Linked DNA regions of Homo sapiens: regions 2, 3 and 4 are each linked to region 1. Evidence: chromatin contacts called from ENCODE Hi-C or POLR2A ChIA-PET data. All regions are on one chromosome and are shown on one strand. The core of a region is the stretch at or near the end of the contact, and the rest is flanking DNA. Distances in the headings are between cores, read along the strand shown. Region 1 has its middle 21 kb from the start of SPNS3. Region 2 overlaps ZZEF1 (zinc finger ZZ-type and EF-hand domain containing 1). Region 3 overlaps ZZEF1 (zinc finger ZZ-type and EF-hand domain containing 1). Region 4 overlaps ZZEF1 (zinc finger ZZ-type and EF-hand domain containing 1).

The links. Hi-C counts contacts between places; a loop is a spot of excess contacts on that map. ChIA-PET counts read pairs that join two places held with the same protein, here RNA polymerase II (POLR2A). Pooled maps may share reads with other maps.
Region 2: a pooled map shows a loop between it and region 1 (4-fold over the local background). The contact joins two enhancer-like sites. A Hi-C loop is called at or near these places in 1 of 168 maps with a recorded cell type or tissue (endothelial cell of hepatic sinusoid) and 3 of 50 pooled maps. POLR2A ChIA-PET finds 5 or more read pairs at or near these places in 1 of 52 experiments (T-cell).
Region 3: a map of heart right ventricle shows a loop between it and region 1 (3-fold over the local background). The contact joins two enhancer-like sites. A Hi-C loop is called at or near these places in 1 of 168 maps with a recorded cell type or tissue (heart right ventricle), 1 of 37 single-sample maps with no recorded cell type and 7 of 50 pooled maps. POLR2A ChIA-PET finds 5 or more read pairs at or near these places in 1 of 52 experiments (GM12878).
Region 4: a loop to region 1 is called in a pooled map, with 4 times the contacts of the local background. The contact joins two enhancer-like sites. A Hi-C loop is called at or near these places in 1 of 168 maps with a recorded cell type or tissue (posterior vena cava) and 4 of 50 pooled maps. POLR2A ChIA-PET finds 5 or more read pairs at or near these places in 1 of 52 experiments (Panc1).

What each region holds. Positions count from the first base shown.
Region 1 is chr17:4,411,551-4,414,285 of GRCh38, forward strand. No RefSeq gene overlaps it. Among named protein-coding and RNA genes, the nearest start is that of SPNS3, 21 kb to the right of the region's middle. RefSeq lists an enhancer at 1,142-1,643. Within about 2 kb of position 1,486, at least 2 of the 41 ENCODE cell types and tissues checked have a DNase peak (open chromatin) inside an H3K27ac peak, as active enhancers do.
Region 2 is chr17:4,100,026-4,102,887 of GRCh38, forward strand. It overlaps ZZEF1 (zinc finger ZZ-type and EF-hand domain containing 1), which reads right to left. Exons shown (of 55, transcript NM_015113.4): 9 at 2,292-2,390. Among named protein-coding and RNA genes, the nearest start is that of ZZEF1, 42 kb to the right of the region's middle. Within about 2 kb of position 1,451, at least 6 of the 41 ENCODE cell types and tissues checked have a DNase peak (open chromatin) inside an H3K27ac peak, as active enhancers do.
Region 3 is chr17:4,072,627-4,075,557 of GRCh38, forward strand. ZZEF1 (zinc finger ZZ-type and EF-hand domain containing 1) reads right to left here. Exons shown (of 55, transcript NM_015113.4): 22 at 2,637-2,803; 23 at 2,471-2,552; 24 at 1,524-1,725; 25 at 1-130. Among named protein-coding and RNA genes, the nearest start is that of ZZEF1, 69 kb to the right of the region's middle. Within about 2 kb of position 1,650, at least 8 of the 41 ENCODE cell types and tissues checked have a DNase peak (open chromatin) inside an H3K27ac peak, as active enhancers do.
Region 4 is chr17:4,002,750-4,005,796 of GRCh38, forward strand. ZZEF1 (zinc finger ZZ-type and EF-hand domain containing 1) reads right to left here. Exons shown (of 55, transcript NM_015113.4): 55 at 1,696-3,047. Among named protein-coding and RNA genes, the nearest start is that of LINC01975, 27 kb to the left of the region's middle. RefSeq lists silencers at 1,920-1,999, 2,100-2,179. Within about 2 kb of position 1,327, at least 9 of the 41 ENCODE cell types and tissues checked have a DNase peak (open chromatin) inside an H3K27ac peak, as active enhancers do.

The sequences.
Region 1 (2,735 bases), core at 236-2,735:
CTGGCTGGAGTGCAGTAGTGTGATCATGGCTCACTGCAGTCTTGACCTCCTGGGCTCAAGCAATACTCCCATATCAGCCTCCTGAGTAGCTGGGATTACAGGCACCTGCCACCACACCTGGTTAATTTTTGTATTATTATTATTATTATTTTTGAGACAGAATCTCTCTGTGTTGCCCAGGCTGGAGTGCAGTGGCACGATCTCAGCTCATTGCACCCTCCGCCTCCCAGGTTCAAGCGATTCTCCTGCCTCAGCCTCCCGAGTAGCTGGGATTGCAGGCGTGCGCCACCATGCCCAGCTAATTTTTGTATTTTTTTAGTAGAGACGGGGTTTCACCATATTGGCCAGGCTGGTCTCTAACTCTTGACCTCGTGATCCACCCACCTTGGCCTCCCAAAGTGCTGGGATGACAGGCGTGAGCCACCGCGCCTGGCCTAACTGTTGTATTTTTAGTAGAGACAGGGTTTTGCCATGTTGCCCAGGCTGGTCTTGAACTCCAGACCTCAAGTGATCCACCCACCTCGGCCTCCCAAAGTGCTGGGATTACAGGCGTGAGCCACTGCGCCCGGCCAACTTTACCCATTTCCACCTTTGATGTGTGCAGTAAAATGCATTCTTGCTGGTGATTTGCGGTCTTGGGCTTCTGGGCCAAGCGGAGCTCTGCCTTGGACGCATGCGCAGCAGATGATGGCCCGTGTTTTTTGTACGTGTGTGTTTTGCATTAAGGAAGGAAAGTGATGACCTTCACGGGTCAGCATCTTTCCCTGAGTCTCCTCTCTTAAATGAATACTTGAGATCCCAAGTGGCTTATCATGAGTTTTCCTCTATATCAAGGGTCTGTGAACTCTGGCCTGCTGGAAGCATGGCTGATGGCCTGTTTTTTTTGTTTTTTTTTGGCCCCTGAACTAATAACGGTTTTCACATTTGTTTGTTTAAAAAAATACATTTCTGGCTGGGCGCGGTGCCTCACGCCTGTAATCCTAGCACTTTGGGAGGCCGAGGCGGGTGGATCACCTGAGGTCGGTAGTTTGAGACCAGCCTGACCAACATGGAGAAACCCCATCTCTACTAAAAATACAAAATTAACAGGGTGTAGTGGCAGGCACCTGTAATCCCAGCTACTTGGGAGGCTGAGGCAGGAGAATCACTTGAACCCGGGAGGAGGAGGTTGCGGTGAGCCAAGATCGCGCCATTGCAATCCAGCCTGGGCAACAACAGCGAAACATCGTCTCAAAAAAAAAAAAAAAAAAAAAAAAGAAAGAAAGAAAAGAAAAAAAGAAAAAAAAAAGATTGATTTCCCCACCTCCCCACCTCTTCCACGAGTTCCCCAAGCCCTGCAAGATGACTTCGATGGGATACAATTGTTTCCACCTCATCACAGCAGAATGATAATGCCTATAGCCTGTCAATGGCAAGTTCTCGAATGTGTGGGCACCAGGAACACACCCCGGAAGCCACATGTCCTTGCCCCAAGGGAAGGGCCCTGGAGAGCAGAAGAGAGGAGGAAAGTTGAGCCTCTTCCCCTTTTCCGTCCTCCTTCCTCCTGCCCTGATTCTGCCCACAGAGGAAGGGTCTGAGCTAGAGGAACCTGGACAGTGAATCCACACCCTATGGACAGATGAGAAGACCGAGGCCAGAGACAACGCAGGGTCCGGCCCCTGGTCCTATGCCTGATGCCTCTCACTGGAGACCCCTCCCCCACTTCAAGGTCGCCCCTAGAAGGCAAACGCTGAAGCCAAGTGTTCTTGGAGCGTCTCTTGGTGGACGCTTCGGCCCTGCCACGGAACGGCCCCTTAGTGAAGGTTCTCAGCTTAGACTTCAGCGCCACCTGGTGGCCACCGGGCATCAGACCTGGGACTTGCCTCGAGGGCTGCCAGAAACTTGAGTTTGTCCACTCACATCACTGCATCCCGTGGAGAAGTCCCAGTGCCGACCTGCTTGCTTGCTTGCTTGCTTGCTTGCTTGCTTGCTTGCTTGCTTTCTCTTTCCTTCTTCCTTCCTTCCTTCCTTTCCTTTCTTTTCTTTTTTCTTTCTCTTTTTCCCTCCCTCCCTCCCTTCCTCTCCTTCTCTCTCTCTGTCTCCCTCCCTCCCCCCTCCCTCCCTTCTCTCTCTCTCTGTTTTTCTCTCTCTCTGTCTCTCCTGCCTTCCCGCTTTCTTTCTTTCTTTCTTTTTTTTTGTTTTTGAGACGGAGTCTCGCTGACTCCCATGCTGGAGTGCAGTGGCGCGATCTCCGCTCACTGCAAGCTCTGCCTCCCGAGTAGCTGGGACTACAGGCGCCCGCCTCCACGCCCGGCTAATTTTTTGTATTTTTAGTGGAGACAGGGTTTCACTGTGTTAGCCAGGATGGTCTCAATCTCCTGACCTCGTGATCCGCCCGCCTCGGCCTCCCAAAGTGCTGGGATTACAGGCGTGAGCCACCGCGCCCGGCTTCTTTCTTTTTTTTTTTTGGAGTTTCACTCTGCCACCCAGGCTGGAGTGCAATGACACGATCTTGGCTCACTGTAACCTCTGCCTCCAGAGTTCAAGTGATTCTCCTGCCTCAGCCTCCCGAGTAACTGGGATTACAGGCGCCCATCACCACATCTGGCTAATGTGTGTGTGTGTGTGTATGTGTGTGTGTGTGTGTGTGTATGGAATTTCGCTCTTGTTGCCCAGGCTGGAGTGCAATGGCACGATCTCGCTCCCTGCAACCTCCGCTTCCTGGGTTCAAGCGATTCTCCTGCCTCAGCCTCCTG
Region 2 (2,862 bases), core at 201-2,700, 310 kb before region 1:
GTGGTGACTGCCAGGAACGTTAGCCCCCTGAAGTATCAGCGTTTGAGTTCTCTGGGCATTCTGTGGGCCCTGCAGTGGCACTTGTCCAAAAGTGGTACTTCCCCACTGTTGGAGAATCAGACGTGTACCCATGAGAAGAGCTTTTACTCCGATAAGGGGAAGAAAAAATCACCCCCAAACCCAACAGCTCTGGCCATGAGTACTTTCCTCTTGTCTTGTCCCTTAAGGGTTACTTTTTGCAGTGCAGCAAGAGAGACCGACATCAACCCTGAGTTACAAGCAATAGATAGTGATGGCTGGAGGGAGTGAGCAGGAGGAACCCAGTGCTCCCCACACCCATTCACATCCCACCCTTGTGTTTCTCAGGCACATGGCAAAAATAACAAATCCACAAACTACAGCTAGATTTTTAAAATCCACTCAATCTAAGGAGGGGAAAAAGCAGGAAGGAGAACTGGGTAGGTAAAAGACACAGGGAAAATAACAAAATATTCAAATCAGACCAGGCACAAGAGCTGGCAAAATCTATTACCAGGAGAAATGCCCGTGAACAATGTTAAAAATCCACATCCAGCCGGGCACGGTGGCTCACGAGGTCAGGAGATCGAGACCATCCTGGCTAACGTGGTGAAACCCCGTCTCTACTAAAAATACAAGAAATTAGCCGGGCGTGGTGGCGGGCGCCTGTAGTCTCAGATACTCGGAAGGCTGAGGCAGAAGAATGGCTTGAACCCGGGAGGAGGAGGTTGCAGTGAGCCAAGATCATACCACTGCACTCCAGCCTGGGCGATAGAGTGAGACTTCGTCTCAAAAAAATATAAAAATAAAGAAATAAAAAATCCACTTCCTCACATGCTCCAGGAACAAAAATTCCAAATCTTCAGCAAGTGAAGGAAAAATGCAGAGGGCCTTTGGCAGGGTGGTCTTGGCTTTCTTGGGTGAGGGGAAGGGAAAGGGACAAGGAGCTAACACCACCCCCTCCCAGCCCCACCCACTTTGGATGGCAGGAGCCTCACAGCCAGCCATGGCCTTCAGTGTGGCTGGAGATGGATGTGGTAAAGAAAAACGTTTCTGCACAGGCTGAGCTGCTCAGGGAAAACCACAGGGAAACAATCTGCTTTAAGCATCTACTGCTGAAGAGGAGCACTGAGGAGAGGAGGTGCAGCTGGGAAAAGCATGTTCTCCTAGGGTCTGGACTCCATGAGTGCTGAGAACGAATACAGGAAACGGGACAGAGAAGAGGCAACCACTGAGAACATACGAGGACTCATTGCTGAGAGGAAAGCCGAGGAGAACCAGACGCAAAGCAGCAAGGCTAGTCCCTTTCAATGTCTGATCACTGCTGGAACATTCCACTTCCTCTAGTGAATCAGCAAGATTCAAATCAGTCCAGTGAGGAAAAAAGGGACACAGAGGACAATAACAAGGCGGCCAACAAGACGAATGAGAGACTCACAAACACCTTATCACGAGATAAGGAAAGAGCCTCCAGCAAAGTTGAAAAGCACATCAGCAATTATTATGTTGACACTAGGAAAAGAGTGAGGCTTCCTCTAGACACGCAAATACTACATCAGCTATATCTGGAAATACCCTTCTTTGTTTTGTTTTGTTTTTTTGAAACAGAGTCTCGCTCTGTCACCCAGGCTGGAAGGCAGTGGCGGGATCTCAGTTCACTGCAACCTCAACCTCCCGGGTTCAAGTGATTCTCATGCCTCAGCCTCCCAAGTAGCTGGAATTACAGGTGCCCTGCCACCACAACAGCTAATTTTTGTAGTTTTTTTATTAGGGATGGGGTTTCACCATGTTGGCCAGGCTTGTCTTGAACTCCTGGCCTCAAGTGATCCTCCCACCTCGGCCTCCCAAAGCGCTGGGATTACAGGTGTGAGCCACTGCACCCGGCCTGGAAATACCCTTCTTAAACTATGTTTTCAGTCAGTAGTAAAGTGCTACTGATCTGCTGAGTTTCCTACCACCTGAAGATAACACAATAGAAAGACAATTGGAACTGAAAAAACGATTAAAAAAAATAGTAACTTTTTATATTCCAAGAGAAAGAATCCTTGCTTTTCAAAACTTCAGGCTCTCAAATACTTCTGAGTTGTTATAGTCATTGACACCTAGGCAGATTACAACTACACCACACAAATTGCTCAGCAACCACTGCCAACTGAGAAACAACCTAAAATTGAAGACTGCACGCCTCAAACATTTCAAAGTCTGGAGTGTGCTTTCACACAGCTGACTCCTGTCTACCGAGCACACTAGAAACAGACAGACCCACCACTCACCATCCCTTGTCCACGGTTCAACAAGGAGGTTTTCGGGTCCAGACTTATCTTCTTTTCCTTTGACATCACATGCCTGAAGAGTCAACTGGAGAGGTTTACCTGACCAAAGAAAAGGAAGACCAAGCTGTAAGCTAAAATATGAAGAACTGGAAACTAGCATGCCTATCTGTGGAAATAGAGTCCTGTGGCTACCCAGACTGCTAACTAAAAATCTCCCTGTTTAAAAGCTGAAATAGAGCAGTAATATCAGACAAAAGTTGACACCATCCCTTTGTACTTTCCTGAAAGAGACAAAGTACAGCTATGGCCCTGAGTGATTCCAAGGACAGCTTTCTAGAACAATCATTGTTCTGAAAAAAGGACATTATAAGACATAGGTTGATAACATAGATTGAACACATTTGGGGGGGTGATTCCTAAGATACTGTTTTGGAGCCAATAATTAACTTTATTACAATTGCATTTAAATATAAAATATTTTAGGTCTCGTTTCTTTAAATCATCTCTGCAGGCAAAATTTCTGTTTCAAGAATTAGAAAAATCAACTTTTTCAGAACACTTGGCTTTGGCA
Region 3 (2,931 bases), core at 400-2,899, 340 kb before region 1:
GGGTGAGTGGGCCAGCTTGCTTCTAATTCCAACTCTGGACAAACCTGATGCCTGAAGACAGGTTTCCACAGTGGGGAGCTTAGGACTAATGCCATTTTTGCCTGAGGTACTACCATGTTACTTCCTAACTCTAGAAAGAGAAGAAGACATATGACAGTTCTATTTTTGCCTTAATATATTGAGAATCTTTGAAATGAGAAAGAAAAGGTTAAAAAAAACCATGGATACTATTAAAACTTAGAGAAAGTTTACCCACATACCAGAATGTAATTGTGATACTTTGTAAACACATACCACAGATTAAGCTAAACCACCAAGTCCTGAAATACTGCTGCTCTGTGGAACAACTTCAGTTACAAGGTACCTTGGAAATGACTAATCTGTTTATAGTAAGCTGAAAATAGGATATGAACCATTTCTGGCATATAACACGAGGCCATTCAGGAACATTTAATTATGGAAAAACATTCACAATTTGTAAACTTAATTCTGTAGCAAATAATAAATATCCAGCATAGATGTGTTTAGAATAGGCAAAGAGAAAAGAATAGGTGGAAATAAAAATGCTAATAGCTATTTCTTTCTTTCTTGGAGAAATATTAAAAAAATCAGTTACTTCTGAGTGTTAGGATTAAGGATGATTCTATTTTCCTTTGTTTTTTTCCACTATGTAATTTTTCTATATTTTACTTCTAAAACTGGAAAAACTCAAGAAATGATCAAGAAATAAAATACAGTAGAAAGTTTTATTCTGTAATTCTTGTTCCCTGGAAGAATTAAATAAACAATTATACTGAACACATCTTTTTCCTTTTGTTTTAAGAGACAAGAGTCTCTCTCTGTTACCCAGACTGGAGTGCAGCAGTATGATCACAGCTCACTGCATGCAGCCTCTAACTCCTGGGCTCAAGTGATCCTCCTGCCTCAGCCTCCCAAGTAGCTGAGACAAAAGGCATATGCCACCACACCTGGCTAATTTTTACATTTTTTTTGGTAAAGATAGGGATCTCACTATGCTGCCCAGGCTGGTTTCAAACTCCTGGGATCAAGAAATCCTCCCACCTTGGCCTCCTAAAGTGCTGGGATTACCAGCATGAGCCACCTTGCTCAGCCCTGAATGAATCACTTTAAAACAAAATCCATAGTCACATATCTACATATATTTACATAAATATTCACATATTTAAAGGATATGCAATCAACTTATTCTATACTCCTGCCTTTTGGTTGGACTATACCTACACCTACTTGCAAAAAAATGACAATGTTGCCAAAAAAAAAAGCTGTTATCCTCCATAGACAGAGAACCCATGGCAGCCTTCCTGCTATGTTCCAAAGTCTAAGGCAAAAAGCTTCGTGACAATGGTATTGAGTGGACACTTTATTCTTTCGGTTTAAAGGAAACTGAAAAGGCGTATTATTAACCCCCTGCCATTACGTGGAAACGACCTACAAGAGGGCAAGCGCGCATCTTGCACTTCACCGTGGTTGTAAGAAGGGAAAGCACAGGGATGTGCACTTACGGCGCACAGACTTGAGCGCCATGCACTGGGAAGCCAGGCGTCCCATCAGCCGGGAGACGAGGAGCTGTAAATCCAGCCCCCAAGACACGGCAACATCGGGCAGCCCACAGGCAGTGACAGTGAATTTGTAGCCCCATTCGTTGTGACTGCTGTCAGAGTGAAAGAGGAACTGCAACCGAGGACCGGCCTTGAAGGTCACTTTCTAGAGACAAACAGAAATCATGTGGTCAGACAGATTAGAGGAGGAGTGCTTCAGAAATCAGCATGCTCTTCATGACGAGAAACATCTCAGTTTAAAATTGATCTCTATTTCCACATGTCCAAAATGACTAACGGAGAAATGTACAAAGGGGTGACGGAAACAGACCATTCACAGCCACACCCCATGAAGAAGGAGAGTTGGCAGAATACTGCTGCTCAGCTTTCTACACCTGGGGTGACCATCTGTCCACTACCGACTCAGCCAGTGGTCACATTTCCATGCCTCTGCTCCTGCCAAGACCACTGACCATGGAGAGAAGGTCAACAGTCTGAGGCAGTACTAAACCTCCAGCCCAAGAGCTCAAGCAGCTCTAACTGTGAGGCAGACTCTTGGCTTCCATCACATGGTCTGGGCCATCCTCCTAGACCCACCAGCACTTCTTGCTAAGGATGAAGGCTCTTCATTTACTCTAGACAACGCTGTCTGCTGCAACTACTCAACTCTGCCACTGCAGTGCCAAAGCAGCTATAAATGATAAACAGGCATGGCTGTGTTCCAAAAAAATTTGTTTACAAAACAGGTGACAGACTATAGCTGGTCAAACTCTGATATAAATCCTTCCTTTCACAAACGTGTAACATAAATGCCTCCCTTCAAAGACCTTACCTCTACTGCCCCCTGAAGGCTGACAAAAGGAAAAGCATTGGTGCAGAAGTAGGTACCTCTTTCTGGGACTATCACTCACCTTGGGCCATTTATCAGTGCCAACTTTTGTGTCATAGCGTGTTTTCCGACCTCTAGCGTCGGTAAATTCCAGATAATCATACCTGTGAAGGCATAACCTCTATTAGCTTCCTTCTCTCATTGCTGACCTATTAGCGCTTGGGGGTGAAAGAATATAGAAGTCTTACCTTTTTTCAGTTTCACACCTGTCATCGAATTCCACTTCAAAATAGGTTGCCCCTGGGCTAACAAAGACGGATACCTCATGGCAATTATTTTCATAGTTGTGGGCAGATTCCTTCGTCCACGTATGTAACACCACAGGCTGTTCCTGTTGCCAGGTCTCAACATCCAGCTATGATAACAAATGAGCCAGGGGAAAGAAAGGTTCTATCACTAGACACCTAGCCACATGCAGCAGACTGTTTCTCTATCAGTGCTCCAGGCAGATGGCCTTGACAGCCCTGCACAAACCAGCAGGCA
Region 4 (3,047 bases), core at 77-2,576, 410 kb before region 1:
AGGACTTAATCATGACTTTCCTCATGAGCTAGTAGAAAGTCCTACCTTTCTTGAGATTAAACTGTGTAGAGTCACCACCTGCAAAAAATTGGATTTTGTCAGCAGGGAAGGAGGGGAGGGGTAGGAGATGGCAGCTAGGGAAGCGACAGGGCCGTGTTTTATTTATTTTTATTTTTTGAGACAGAGTTTTGCTCTCGTTGCCCAGGCTGGAGTGCAATGGTGCCATCTCAGCTCACCGCAACCTCTGCCTCCCAGGTTCAAGCGATTCTCCTGCCTCAGCCCCCTGAGTTGCTGGGATTACAGGCATGCGCCACCAGGCCTGGCCAAGTTTGTATTTTTAGGAGAGACGGGGTTTCTCCATGTTGGTCAGGCTGGTCTCGAACTCCCGACCTCAGGTGATCCACCCACCTCGACCTCCCTAAGTGTTGGGATTACAGGCGTGAGCCACCACACCTGGCCAGGGCCGTGTTTTGACTTGGCTTCCGTCTGAGTGCCTGGGCTGCTCACTGGTGGTTCCGCATGAAGCCCCGGCGCTAGGTCTGTGGAGGGCATGTATTGAGCGGGTGAGCGCGCGCTGAGCGCCTCTGTGCTGCAGCCGTGGCTGGGGGCCGGGGCTCTCCACCCGCCTCCCGCGTGGTTCGAGGCTGACTTCCCACCGCTTCTGCCTCTCGATAAATGAGGCTCAGCTGGTGGAACCCTGTGTTTCTCTTCAGTTCTAAAAGCTTGGGCTCAACTTGCTTGGCTCTCTGTGGCCTTCTTCTTAGTCCGCTGGTGCTGGCTTAGTCACACTAGCCGGGCAGGGCTCAGATGGACGCGCCTGCTTTTCAGAGTGAAGCCCCAGTGTGCTCCGGACAAGGTGAGGCGGGGAGGGCATCAACATTTGCACCAGGTCCTAGAGATCGCCTCGGGAGCGGCACAGGCCTGGGAGCACCCAGTCCTGCTGAGTCTCAGGTTTCTCTCTGGGCTGAGGGATAGTGAGGGCTGAGGCTGGGTCCAGACCCTGCCTGGGGCTCCCCCGAAAGCAGTCTGGGGCTTTGGGGGATGTGTCAGACTCTGTCGGGCTGGAACAAATGGGCCTCAAAGGTTGGTTAAGTGCAGCCCCTGCCAAGAAGGCACGCTTCTGTAATTTGCCAGACAGTCCTCAGCCCCAGAATGCCTCTGGGAAGGAGACAGAGCAGCGCGTGGCAAAGCAGAGGCGGGGAGGAGGAGGAAGCGGGAGGCCCAGGTAAACCTCAGGCCACACTTGGGCCAGAGGCAGGGTCCAAAGGCCGGCGGGAAGGCAGCCAGTCCCAGGAAGGCAGCAGGCGCACTGCCTGGGGCCCTGCCTTCCTCCTCCGGGTTCCGCAGTGTCCTGCGGGCTACCAGAGAGGTCCACGGCGGGCGGTGGGGCCAGGGGAGCCTGGCCGAAGAGCAGAGGCCCCCACGGCGCCCTGTGTGTGGAAACCTCCGGATGGCCGCAGGGGGGTGGGGGGAGAACCAAAGCCCTGGGATCGCCGGGGGAGGGGCGGGGGCTTGGCTCGGGCTTGGGAGGAGGATGATCTGGAGGAAGGCCTACAGCAGCTTTCCATTCTTTCAGCCCTGAGCCCCCGAGTCTCCGCCTCGCATCCGTTCGGGCGCGGTGTAAACTCCACGCCTGAGCTCCACGAGACACGGCGGGGCGGAGGGAGGAGGGAGAGACCAGTCCACACACAGGCGTACCTTATTATATAGAATTTGTACAATATATTTCTTTTCGTTTGCATATTTTACCCACAGCTTAACATCCTTTTTACAGGCTGAACTCACTCAGGCTGATAGAATCAAAATTCTTTCAACCAAATAAGAAAAATTCAAAATCGTAAACCCGTAAGAAAACAAATTAAAAACGGTGATGAAAATACGTCACTCCTCTCGTTAGGAACAGTGTCTGTTTGTACAACAGGTATGCTCTGGAACAGGATTTCTTTACAGCGTAGGCACGTGTTTCCACCTTTGCTCTGCGGGCTTCGCCTCCTCCGGGCCTGGGGCTCCTGGAAAGCGCCGGGACGCGGCGGCTCTGGCTCGGCAGCGCCACCCGGTGGCCGGAGACAGAGGCGGCCGGGCCGAGCCGGGAGAGCAGCCGCGGGTGCGAGCGGACTCAGGCTTGTTTCCCGTGAACTGCAGCGAAGATCCCAGAACAGCAAGGGCAGTGGGCGGACAGGTGCTCTGGGGAGCCCAGCGTTTATTTACAGCTGATCTTCCTGACGGGAGGATGGAGTACAGCGGCGGCCACTGCCATAGGGGAGGTGACTCCGGCCCTACCGCCCGCTTTACTCGGAGTCTGGGGTGTGGAGGGGCGTGGGTGGCGCTATCTCGTCTACCTTCCAGGTTGGCTGTGAGTCTGAGCACGCAGCGGGGCCTCCCTCCCAAGCACTAAGACTTGTTTCCTGTGAGTCCCCTCTTGGGAAACTCCTTACTGGGAGGCCTCCTCGGGTCTGAGGGATGAAGAAGGTGGGGCCTTCTCTGGGGTGGTGCAGGCAGCTCCCAAAGCAAGGTAGGTTTGGCAAAGAGCAAAAGATGGGAAAAGGGTTTCTACGGAGCCAGCAGCACCTGCCTATTCAGGTCCCAAGCCACAGGAACCAGGCCAGGCCTTTCCACCAGGGCAATGGCCTCAGTCCTCAGGCCACCAAGTTCCAGGACCTGCCCCATGTGTTCCCGTCTCCCTTAAATCCCACCCTCCACCCGCCCCGGGATGGTTCTACCAGAACTCTGGGGCTTAGCTGAGAACCCAATTGTAGGGCTGTGAAGCCCGCTGCACCTTGGAGTCCTGACCCAGAAGGCGAAAGTGCTCTTATAGGAAGATGCTTCCAGACCTGCAGACTTGGGCCCTTGCAATCCAGATCCCTGCAGACCCTGCACAGAGGGATCTTCAGAGGCCACGGGGCACACTGGGCCATGGCAATGCTGACCTGGTCAAGCTTGGCCTTGGTGGTGGGGCCCCTTCTCTGGCTCTGGCACTGTGTGGTGGGACGTGCTTCGGCCCAGACACTGCCCCTAAAGGCATGCTCCAACCCCACGGGTCCCACTAA